Regions from separate parts of the Homo sapiens genome. Here region 2 is linked to region 1. Evidence: read pairs that join two places in POLR2A ChIA-PET (ENCODE). Cell type or tissue: HepG2. All regions are shown on one strand. Links, peaks and the distances in the headings refer to the core of each region. The heading gives the core; the rest is flanking DNA.

Region 1 (6,277 bases), core at 382-5,381:
TTATGAAGCACCTCTGCTAGGGCAATGTGGAAGGGAAATATGGGGTTTGAGTTCCCACACAGAGTTCCCACTGGGGCACTGCCTAGTGGAGCTATGAGAAGAGGGCCACCATCCTCCAGAACCCAGAATGGTATATCCACTGAAGGCTTGTACTGTGTGCCTGGAAAAGCGGCAGACACTCAGTGCCAGCCAGTGAAAGCAGCCATGGGGCCTTTACCCTGTATAGCCACAGGGGTAGAGCTGCCCAGGACCCTGGGAGCCCACCTCTTGCATTAGTGTGGCCTTGATATGAGACATGGAGTCAAAAGAGATTATTTTGGAGCTTTGAAATTTATTGACTGCCTTTCCGGGTTTTGGACTTCTATGGGGCCTGTAGCCCCTTTGTTTGGGCCAGTTTCTCCCTTTTGGAACAGAAGCATTTATTCAGTACCCATACCCGTATTGTGTCTAGGAAGTAACTGACTTAGTTTTGATTTTATGGCTTATAGTTGAAAGGGACTTGCCTTGTCTCAGATGAGACTTTAGAATTGGACTTTTGATCTAATGTTGTAATAAGTTAAGACTTTCAGGGACTGTTAGGAAGGCATAATTGTCTTTTGAAATGTGAGAAGAATGTGAGATTTGGAAGGGGCTGGGGCGGAGTGATATGGTTTGGCTCTGTGTCCCTACCCAAATCACATGTGAAATTGTAGTTCCCACTGTTGGAAGAGGGGCCTGGTGGGAGGTGACTGAATCATGGAGGCTGACTTCTCTCTTGCTGTTCTCATCATATGGTTCTCATGAGATCTAGTTGTTTGAAAGTGTGTAGCACCTCCCTCTTCTCTATTTCTCTCCCTCCCTCTCTCTCTCTCTCTCTCCCCTGCCAGCAATGTGAATATGTGCTTGCTTCCCCTTTGCCTTCCTCCATGATTGTAAGTTTCCTGAGGCCTCCACAGCCATGCTTTCTGTACAGCCTGTGGAACTGTAAGTCAATTAAGCCTCTTTTCTTTGTAAATTACCCAGTCTCAGGTAGTTCTTTATAGCAGTGTGAGAATGCACTAATGCACAAGAATACAGTCACAGCAAAGTTTCCCTACTCTCATATTTCCTCAGTACTAATCAAATATGCCCATGCTCTGCTCTTGGCCCTCTATGGGAAGGTGGGGTTTTCAATGCCTTACATCATCTGGGGACCCAAGGCTGGAACTGCTCCCTCAGTGAATCACTGGGGGTGGAATTGAGATAGATAGGGGGTCCATATGCTTAGGACAGTGGATGTAATTGGGCTGTACCAATGAGGAGTCTGTGTAAGGGAGGGAAGTTCTGTGTCTACAGAAAACAGGGGAAAGTTATGTTACTACAGGTAGAAATTATGAGCCCCTGGGGACATCCAATATCAATCTTCTTTTACCTAATTTGGTACATAACTGTCAAGTATGTTTTCCTTTATACTGGAGAATAATGTTAAAAATGAAATCTCCTGCCAATCTAAAAAACTCCTCCATAAAAATGTAGAAAAGAAAGAAAATAATTTTCTTATTCAAAAGGCATTAAACCACACTGCAATGTGCACCACAGGTAAGGTCTAATGAGATTAAAAGGCAGAAATGAATCTGACCTCTTTAAAAAGCCAAGGAGTACAGCCTTTACACACATCTTCTCATGATAAATGATAACTGGTCCTCACATAAGAAGGCCTAACAACACTGTTTTTTGATAACATTCTTTCATGGCTTCATCCCAAATTCACCTGGTAATTGGGTTAGCCATCTGTGCTAGTCAATCACCTGTATCACTAGGAAAAATGACATTTCTCCATGACAAGCAGGCAGTTGTAGCTTGGAGCAAGGGACCCAGGGAGATAGGAATTTTCCTTTTTTAATGTTTACATTTCCAAAGAGCTGGCTCTCTTACCCTTAACAAAACACTCACATGTTGCAATTCTGGTAAGAGGCTTAGTTGGCTTTTAAAAATATTTACATGAATATCAAAGGGACTGAGGTAGGATTTACAAATACAATTTTTTCTCAAGGAAATAATCTAAGAAATGGGCAGAGAAGAAAAGTCTCTATCCTTGTTGGCAATAGAAAAAACTCAGTTTTAACAATTGACCCTTAGAGAAGTCTAGAAACTTGAACATCAAGCAAACATGATTTCTAAACAGAAGTCTTTAAGAAACATAATTACAGTTACATGATCTCCTTTATGAAGTGGATATTGACCTGATATTTTAATGATCAAATATAAGTGCTTATTTTGACTTATGCCAGAATTTGCTATGAAATTAATCATATTTTTAAACCTCTAATACTTAGCTTGCTGCTCAGTACTAGAAGCCAGAGGTAAGTGTCATATTAGTCAGCCTTCATTCTCACCTGACTGTAGATACTAACTATGAAAGCTAGAAAAAATTTCTGCTATTGCTAAAGTCGAACATAAACAAGGTTGAACACTGGTTAAAATGGTGACGATGGATTTTATTAGTAATCCAGTGTTGTAATAGGGAAGAGGTCCAGTATGGACTGAACTGAACTTTGATTCATACAAGGTGACTCACCATTTTAAGGGAGAACGGGTGAGAGGGAAAGGCTGAGCAGGGACTGAGTGGAATCAGCAAAGTGGAAAATTTCAAAAAACAGAAAGGGGCTGGTTGGCCAATGTGATTATTCCCTCTGGGTTTGCAAACAAGAGCTAATGGAAGTTGGGCTCCTGCCCTGACATGAGGATTCAAAGAATAGTGGCCTGTTTTCAGATCTTTAAACTATTTTATGATCTTTCCGTTGAAACTTTTTGTCAGTGTTAAGGGAAATGAGAGAAAGTACCCTATTTTCAGACATCTATGTTGATACATAACCAAGAGGTTAAAGGAAATAAACTAATGGTGCACCACTTGGAAAAAGTTTGTCCTGACTCCCAGGGAGAGAAAGAAAAGGAGCTAGAGAGTCAGCAGTTGTTAAATGTGCTTAACCCACTTGAAACTGGTGCCACATTACTTAGTCAAGAGGTGGAGGAACCACCATCCCTGGAGTATAAAGAGGCTGCAAACATAGTCTCTCCCTCCTGAACTAGGCAAGGCACTGATTTTGGCTGGAGATCTACCAAGCTGGGGCAGGGCAATTTCCCCTCTGACAATATCCCATGGGAATTAATCAGCAAGGGACTTCAGCTCGATATTATTGGGCATACAGGCCTTTTCCTACATCTGATGTACTGAATTGGAAAACTTCCAATCCTTTCTACAGGGAAGATCCTCAGAAGATGACTGAATTGTTTACCACTATTTTTGCCAGCCATCACCCTACTTAGGCTAATTTGCAAGCCCTCCTAAATATTATGCTTACTGCAGACAAGAGAAAGCAAGCATTAGGCAATGGAAAGGAGGAAGCATGGTGTCTTCATGAAAAAAGCCCAGATGATACCCCAGACCCTGATAAGATTCTACATGCTGACCCAAACTGGGTCCCAAGTGAGGAGGATGGGGCCTGGACAAATCATCTGGAGTATTCTAAAGGGTGATAGGTCAGGGGTGCCGAGACCTAAAAGTCTGAAAAAAGTGCAGGAGCTTCAGCAGAAGCCTAACAAGGATTCCCTCAGAGTTCATGGATGTATCTGTCAAACATATAGAAAGCATACAGACTTAGACCTGCAGGATCCTGAAAATGTCAGAATGATAAACATGACTTTTATAGAGCAAAATGCCCCAGACATCACAAAGAAGTTACAAAAGCTGGAGGGGAGCTATTGGAATGAACACTTCTCAATTAATTGACATTGTGTTCAAGGCCTTATAATAGCAGAGAAGCCAAGGAAACCAAGGCACTACTGAAGGCAGAGATACTCATAGCTGCCATGGGAGGAAACCTGAAGAGAAAGGAACCCCCAAGGTGGAAAGGGAAAGTAGAAAAAGATCAATGGGCTTACTGTAGGGTGACAGTGCTTTGGAAGAAAGACTGCCCCAAGCTGAGTCAGGGGGAGCCCAAGTCACTTATGGCTGTTAAGTTTGGAAAAAATCCAAGGAGGACCGAGGGTGCCCAAAGTTCCCAAAAGCTCCAACCCTGTCCAGCATTAGGATTTCACCACAGGACATTCGGGTAAAACTGACAGTAGGGAAACAAAAATTGGACTTCTTAATTGATACGGGTGATACTGACATCCCAAAGTGTGGACTTTCTGACACCTATGTCAATATGGTTGGGGTGAATGGAGAGCTAAAACTGGTTGGGGGGGGGGGGTTGTGACCCTTATCCTGCAAGGTGGGCAATGAGGTATTGATAATAGCTAATCAATTATTTTATGTGTGGGACTGCCCAACCTCTGTGCTTGGTAGAGATCTCTTGTGTAAGTTAGAGGCATTAATTGTCTTTGAACCAGAGAAACGTCCAATGTGCCTCCAGGTACCCCCAGAATCCAGATTGCAGCTACAGGCCCTCCTGATGAAATCAAAAACTCCACAGCTTGAAGTAGAGATGATTCCACCGGAAGTCCTCAATAAGGTAAAGCCGGAAGTATGGGCTTCCGACCAACTGGGGAGGACAATTAATGTGAATCCCATAAAAGTCAGGCTAAAGGAAGGTATCTGACCTGATTAAAATAAACAGTACCCCTAAAGAAAGAGACTCTAGAAGGCATACAGCCAGTACTGGTTCGATTCTTTTGACATGGCTTAATAAGACTTTGTCAGACCTTGTATAATACACCCATCCTGCCAGTAAAGAAGCCTCACTCACACAAGTACAGGTTTATGAAAGATCTAAGGGTGACCAATGATATCGTGGAAGACATCCACCCCACTGCGACCAATCCATACACTATGTTTACTTCCTTGCCCAGAGACCATGAATGGTCTACAGTGTTAGATTTACAGGATACTTTCTTTTCTATACCAGTGGACCCAGAAAGTCAATTATTATTCACTTTTGAGTGGACAGACCCTGAAACAGCTTGCACGATTTCAATACTGTTGGACAGTGCTTCCTCAAGGGTTTAAAAATTCCCCAACTGTATTTGGGGAAGCAGTGGCTCGGAACATAAGAGACTTACAGTTGGAAAATGGGACACTACTACAATATGTGGATGATCTGCTAATCTTAAGCCCCTCAAGGCAAGAGTGTCAAGATAACACTGTACAGACTCTAAACTATTTGGCAGCCTGTGGGTACAAAGTCTTGAGCAAAAAGGCACAGATATGCAAACAAACTGTAGAATACTTAAGATTTCTATTACAGAGAGGAACCAGAGCCCTGGCAGAGGAGAGGCCAAATGCAATTGCCTCTGCCGCAATGCCCAGAACCAGAAAGTAGTGGAGGGCCTTCCTGGGAATGCAGGGTTCTGTAGAATTTGGATTCCCAATTAGGCACTGGCAGTAAAGCCACTATATGAACTGTTAAAAGGGGCCAACCACGACCACTTTGTATGGGAAGTAAAACATCAGACTGCATTTGAACAACTAAAGCATAAGTTAACATCTGCCCCAGCTTTGGGACTGCCAAATTATCATAAACCCTTCCAACTTTATGTGCATGACAGACTGGGTCTAGCACTTGGGGTCCTAATGCAAAAATTTGCAACCAGTGGCTTATTTTTCAAAACAGCTTGATTCAGTGACAAAGGGCTGGCCCCGTTGTCTCAGCGCAGTAGCTGCCACCTGCCTGTTGCTCAAGGAAGCTAAGAGGATGACTTTAGGTCAGCCCATCACGATTTATGTGCCCCATGAAGTCCTGGAGTTATTAGAGCAGAAGGATGGCTACTGGCTAATGGTGGGCAGATTAGGCAAGTATCAGGCTATCCTCCTTAATGATCCTGAAGTAAACTACAGGCCAGCCACTGGAGCCTTAAACTCTGCCACTTAGTTGACACCTACTGGACAACCAAAGGAACTAGTACACAACTCCCTAGCGGTTATAGATCAAGAGTCTTCCAGTCAACCAGATCTGAAGGACACAGCCCTCCAGGGTAGAGACTGGATGCTCTTTGTGGACAGAAGCAGCCTGGTCACCAACAGAAGGAGGAATACTGTCTAGGCTATAGTGTCTCTCTCGGAGGTGATAGCTGCAAGAGCTCTCCCAACAGGGACTTCTGTGCAAAAGGCTGAGTAAATCGCCCTTATGAGAGCCTTGCAACTGACCAAAGGGAAGAGAACCAATATCTAAACTGATTCCAAATATTCTTTCATGATAGTCCATGCACACAGAGCTATTTGCAAGGAAAGGGGACTGCTAAACATGTGTAATACTAAAATTAAATATGCAGAGCCACGTTGGAGCTATTGGAGGTGGTGACAACCCCAAGGGAAATAGCT
Region 2 (6,277 bases), core at 404-5,403, 63 kb before region 1:
GCTGACATATAGAAAAGCAATTGATTTTTGTATATTAACCTCATATACTGCAACCTTTCTATAATCACTTATGAGTTCCAGGAGATTTTATTGATTCTTTCAGCTGGAATTGAGTATTTCTTTTCCCTCAGGTTAGATTCAAGTAAAACCTCAGGCATAGGCTCTAGTAAAATATCTTCTGCTGAGGTCAGGCCCTTTTAGGAAAACATGGCTGCTTTGGGCTCCTCCAGCCGGAAGCATGAGGGAAATTTTCTCTGGTATTCACTGAGAAAACTTGGTAGGCTCTAGAGGTAAAATTCACAAAAGCGTGGAGGCCTCCATAAGAATGGATGTCCCTGGAGCTTTTCTCTCTCAGACTTGTTCACATTGAGCTCCCAGCAATTCATTAATAACAGTGTAGGTTTTCCTACTCAGCACTGGCCCCAGCTGTGGTTTTTGCTTCCTGGCTTCTGCAAGGCACTGATCATGTCTCTATCAGCCTATCCCTCCAAGTTTTGGAGGCAGCATTTTGCCCTGTGACCTCAATTATCTGTTGAGTCTAATTGTTAGTTTTCCATCTGTTGAATTGCTTACATTATTTGAGGACGTGAGTAATGACTTTCCAGCTTGTGATCCACCAGCCCAGAAACCAAAAGTTTAGTAAATGAACTTTTCGCTGCATATTTTTCTTACTCTTTGTTCCCTGACTCCAGTGATTTGATAAGAGGAATCGACAGAGATCCAAAGAAAAGCAAGAGACCTCATTAAGGTTCACTTGAAGCATGTTCTCCCACGCAGCCTGCAGGCAAGGTCCTGCACTGGGTTACAGGGGCTGGGTTAGTCATCAGGCACACACCAATTTTCTATGGAACTGTTGCATGTGTGTTTGCTTAGTCATGGACACTAAATGGGAAGGAAGGGTAGTTCATTAGACTCAGGGCTTAAAACCTACCTGGACCCTGTAACCCCTCACCTGAGCTAATTTCTCACTATGATCAGTTTGCTGCACATAATTAACCAGTTGTACTTCTACTCAAGCTTCCTAGGCCATGTAAAGTCCCTCCCAGCCAATCAGCCTTCACTTGGCCAAATTCCTTTCACCCTTTAGAGTTCAAGGTAATGTCCAAGTTCCCCTTTGGGTCTCCATCAACTATTGAACTCAAAACCTTTTTTTTTATTTCTCTAAATTGATTATGTCCAAAGTGGAGGTAAATCTCCTAAGGGTCACAAAAGAAAACTTTTTAGAACTCCTATTTGTATTTTTTATCCAAAAAGATGAAATAAATGAAGATTTACTAATACTCAATTGTAAATTGATAATCATCCTTACTCAGTCAGCATGTAAGATGTTTACACAGAGATATGACCACCTGGGTGAAGTGTGAGTCTTCCCCAGCACGGACAGATTGGCAGTTCTTCCTACAGTCATGTGACTTCCTTCACAATCCTCCAGGATACTGCAGTTTATATGTTGCCCATTCAAGTGGCTTTATCTTATTGAGTAGACTTTAAAAACATCTTTATATTTTTTATTGTGGTTAAACATCCATAACATAAATTTTACCTTTTTTTTAAATCAAGGGGTTCAGTTTGATATTGATTTTTAGTTTTTTCTTTGAAAATACTCTCAGACTTACAGAATTGTTACAAGTAGTTCGAATAACTTTTGTTTAAATGACAGAATTATTACAGAGTAAGTTGCTAACAGGTTGTCCCATCATCTCTCAATATTTTAATGTATATTTCCTACAAACAAGGAGAGTCTCCTAATAGCATAATCACAGCCACCACAATCAGGAGGTCAACACAACTGATTTTGATGATCTCATGCTTAAACTTTATCATTTCAATGATTTTTAAGTGCCTAGTTTAGTGACATTCAGTGCATTCACATTGTTAGGCAACCTCACGTAATCCAAATTTCTCCCAAACTTATGAAAAGTGACTGTTTTTAAAAGACTAGTCTGAATCCAAACAGTCCCTTTTATAAGTTTGGGAGAGATTTTGTATTTTGGAGAGGCTCAATGGTTATTTCATGGCACAGCCCTTAAAGGAGTTGTCAGACATAAAAATGAATCATTCATTTTCTTTTACATACAAATTGATTTGAAATTGTTTTCCAAATTTGCTGAACTTTTCTGTTATAAGAAGTGGTTGTCTGCCGGGCGCAGTGGCTCATGTCTGTAATCTCAGCACTTTGGTAGGCCGAAGCGGGTGGATCACCTGAGGTCAGGTGATCGAGACCAGCCTGGCCAACATGTTGAAACCCTGTCTCTACTAAAAATACAAAAAATTAGCTGGGCGTGGTGGCGGGTACCTGTATTCCCAGCCATGTGGGAGGCAGAGGTACATGCTTGAACCTGGGAGGCGGAGGTTGCAGTGAGCCGAGATCGTGCCACTGTACTCCAGCCTTGGCAACAGGAGTAAAACTCTGTCAAAAAAGAAAAAGTGGCTGTCAGTCATTCACTAGCTCTAACTTCTAGAACAAACTACTATAACACCTAATAGATTATACTCTTAGTATTTAAAAAAAAACCTTAGATTTTTTTGATAAAGTGACATGGCCTCATGCACTGTTTTCAACAACTCAGAATGTGTTCTCTTCCCTTGAAGCATCTGATGTTCAAAGGTAAAATACATGTGAGAAGCATGTCATAAGTAGCCTTGTCAAATCGAGAATAGAGGAAGCCAAAGAGCAGAGGAAGCAGTTGGTGCGGCAGATGTTTGGGGCTCATCTGGTTGCAGACAGGCTTGTGCTTGAGCCCTGGCTTGTTGAGGATCATTTCCAGTTGCCTGCGGTTGAAGTTGGACACCCTGATGGACTTGGCCAATCCTGCATCCTTACACTTCTCCAGGGCCTGGAGAGGAAGGTGTTGTGAGGAGTAATCTGTATAGCAGGCTAGAGGCAAATAATAAACGTACACACGCTAGGAGTAGGCGAAGGGTGGGAGAGTGTATAAGACAGTGGGAGAGACACAGCCTTGCAAAGTGCAGATGTCAATCAATAAGGCATGAATGGACTGAGTAAGAGAAAAACGAAAAGTAAACAGGTAAAATAAATGGGCACAAAAATGAAATAAAAAAAGAATGTGAGGCCGGGCACGGTGGCTCATGCCTATAATCCCAGCACTTTGAGAGGCAGAGGCAGGTGGATCACGAGGTCAGGAGTTCGAGACCAGCCTTGCCAACGCAGTGACACCCCCTCCTTACTAAAAATACAAAAATTAGCTGGGTGTGGTGGCGGGCACCTGTAATCCCAGCTACTCAGGAGGCTGAGGCAGGAGAATCTCTTGAACCCGGAAGGTGGAGGTTGCAGTGACCCAAGATTGTCGCACTGCACTCCAGCCTGGGCGACAGAGCTAGACTCTGTCTCAAAAAAAAAAAAAAAAAGAAAAAAAGAATGTGAGTGGCCAGGACAGAGTTAAAGAAACCAGCATGGTCTTTAGTGAATACCTAGAAAAGTTTGATGGAGCAATGGCAAAACAAGTACCAACAAGGAAGTGTAGCAGGTGTGGCCTGAGAGGCAGGCCTTCCACCTACAAAACCACCAGCTTCTACTTTCTGACCTAATTCCCTGCACTGTCCACTCACTCACAGTGTCCAGTCTCACATGTCCTCTTGCTGTTCTTGGACATGCTAGTGTCTCTCCCCTCTTAAAAACGTTGCTGTGACCTGGCATGGTGGCTTACACCTGTAATCCTAGCACTTTGGGAGGCTGAGGCGGGTGGATCACCTGAGGTCAGGGGTTCTAGACCAGCCTGGCCAACATGGTGAAACCCTATCTCTACCAAAAATACAAAAATTAGCTGGGCGTGGTGACACGTGCCTATAACCCCAGCTACTCAGGAGCCTGAGGGCAGGAGAATTGCATGAACCCAGGAGGCAGACCTTGTAGTGAGCCAAGATCACACCATTGTACTCCAGCCCGGGTGACAGAGTGAGACTCCATCTAAAACAATAAAAACAAAAGAAAAACTTTGCCTTGTCTTTCTGCGTGCATCACTCTCCCCAGATACCCACACAATCAGTTCCTGCGTCTACTACAAGTCTTTGCTCAAATGTCACTCTTTTTTTTTTTGAGATGAAGTCTCACTCTGTCACCAGGCTGGAGTGCAGCGGCACGATCTCTGCTCACTGCAACCTTCGCCTCCTGGGTTCAAGCAATTCTCGTGCCTCAGCTTCCCGATTACAGGCGTGCGCCACCACACCCAGCTAATTTTTGTATTTTTAGTAGAGATGGGGTTTCACCATGTTGGCCAGGATGGTCTCGATCTCCTGATATCGTGATTCACCCGCCTCTGCTTTCAAAAAGGCCTACCCTGCCACTCTGTTTTTCATTGCCAGTCTGTGCCCCAAACCAACTCCAGCGCTCAGCTTTATTTCTCACCTCCACCCACCACAGCACCTATCCATGCCTGGGCCAGCACCCTGGTTCTCTTCACTGATGTTGCCTGGGTAAGAAGAGTAGAACTTGATACGCTGTAGGCACTCAATGCATACTTGCTGGATGATTAAGTGAATGAAATGTGAAAACAGAGGCAGAGAGACATTCGGGACTCTCCCCAGTCTGAACACTGGGCAGAATTAGACCAGGTCCAGTTTCCTGAATTCCTTGTACATTTTTCCTCTCCCCCACAAGGTGCAGAGATGTTGTGCTCACTGGAGCTGCACTCACCTCCCATGTGCTGCAGAGACCCACTGTGTCAAACATGATCTTTCCCTGTGCATCCGTCAGCAAAAGCTCCTCCCAGGCTGGAACATGGAAAGAAAGAGAGTTTGCACAAAGCTCTGTCTGGCCTCAGCCAAGCTTGGGGCCCATAAACCTTGAGACTGATAGAACCATCTGTCCTTATTCTTGAACAGAATTGTAAAATTAGGCTAACGGCAAAGGAAGTACATGCAGGAAATATGCGTCCTAGAAATGCTTTCGAGCGTTACAGATTCAATAAATCTTGTCTGTGTCAAGGCTAAGCTGAGGCACCTAGGATCCCATCCTAGGCAGACTCTAGGGTGGTATGATGCCCAGCAGGTCCCCTGGTCCTGGATCCTTGCAAAGAGCTCTCTCCCTTGCCAGTGACTTATCAGCATTCAAAGCTGAGTGTCGTCCTCACCGAACTTCCTGTTCGTCAACTGAACTCCACTGTCAGCGACATGGGTTTGAGACTCCAGGGTATAAGAACTTGAAAATGTCGGCAGTACATCCACAACACTGAGGCAAAGCTGTGGATACCAGTGAACTCCTGTCACTCTGGGGCTAGAGTTGTGAACTGACTTTGGAATAGTTTCAGAAAAATAAAAATAAAAAGCACAAGAGAGAATCTTAAAGTATTATTTATCTTCTCATCCTCACAAACTGATTCCTCTCTTGCGTTCAGTTACTAATATTTATGTTGATCACTAAAGTAAAACAACTTGAGCTAACCTGCAAAGGTACTGGGAAATGAAAAAGGTAAAGATCCATGTAGCTCAGCTGAAGTTTCTTCAGTGACATTTCAAGGCCTCTTTGGACCAATTCTGGGCGGGAAAAGGTGCCCCACACCTGCAATGGTTGAAAGAGAAGTTGTGTGAGATTATTTCTTCAAAAGTCTTCGAGAGAGCTTAGTGAAATGGCAAATAAACATCAGCAGCCAAACCCTCTTAGAGAAGTGACAAGTTACTTCCAGTGAATGCATAAGTTCTTAATCATCATAGCAGATTTTCATATGGAATGAAGATGATAAATGTAGGAAAAAAATACGAGTTTCAGCAGAGATTCTCAAACTTTAGAATGTAAAAGAATAATCTGATTTGCTTGTGCAAAACGTATTCCTGGGTTCTACTCCAAACGTAATAAATCACAACATCTGGAGAGTGGACTGGGAAATTGCCTGCCAGACAAGAGCCCGAAGTGATGGTGATTCAGTAGGCTCTGGCTTGACTGTATTAAATGGTTAGGTTTCCCAAAGAATGGCCATAGGGGAAATCTTTTTGGGGTGCTTCTGTTACCTCATTCTAAGCAGCAGTAATCTAGGGGAAGAAATCATCAAAATGACTAAAACTAAGGAAACCAATGTTTCGTACGATGTTTTGTACAAAGGGTCACACATTTAGTACGAAAAGAGAGTTAAAAGATGAGACTGAGAAGGCTACTGCACAGCTAAAGGCAGTCAAATGTCACATGCTGGGCTGGAAGGAGGAAACTTTTTTATCAACTTGCATGGGATTCACTTGCATGGGCCTAAGTGCTGTCTCTGTGGACTACTTCCCGTCACGTTTAAATGTTTTCTGTTTTGTTTTGTTTTTTGTTTTTTCTAGCAGT

What was found. Peaks named below come from ENCODE experiments on the same cell type or tissue, not always from the same donor. Only the 100,000 strongest peaks of a DNase experiment are listed, where the experiment ranks them.
Region 2: POLR2A ChIA-PET joins it to region 1 with 6 read pairs; 3 of 35 experiments call an interaction of 5 or more read pairs at or near these places.

What each region holds. Positions count from the first base shown.
Region 1 is chr10:4,945,390-4,951,666 of GRCh38, forward strand. No RefSeq gene overlaps it. Among named protein-coding and RNA genes, the nearest start is that of AKR1C1, 15 kb to the right of the region's middle. RefSeq lists an enhancer at 2,388-2,682. In HepG2, for the core only: no CTCF peak of the experiment used is centred there; DNase peaks (open chromatin) are centred at 1,872 and 2,532; H3K4me3 peaks cover 358 bases.
Region 2 is chr10:4,882,684-4,888,960 of GRCh38, forward strand. It overlaps the pseudogene AKR1C6P. Among named protein-coding and RNA genes, the nearest start is that of AKR1E2, 60 kb to the left of the region's middle. In HepG2, for the core only: no CTCF peak of the experiment used is centred there; no DNase peak of the experiment used is centred there.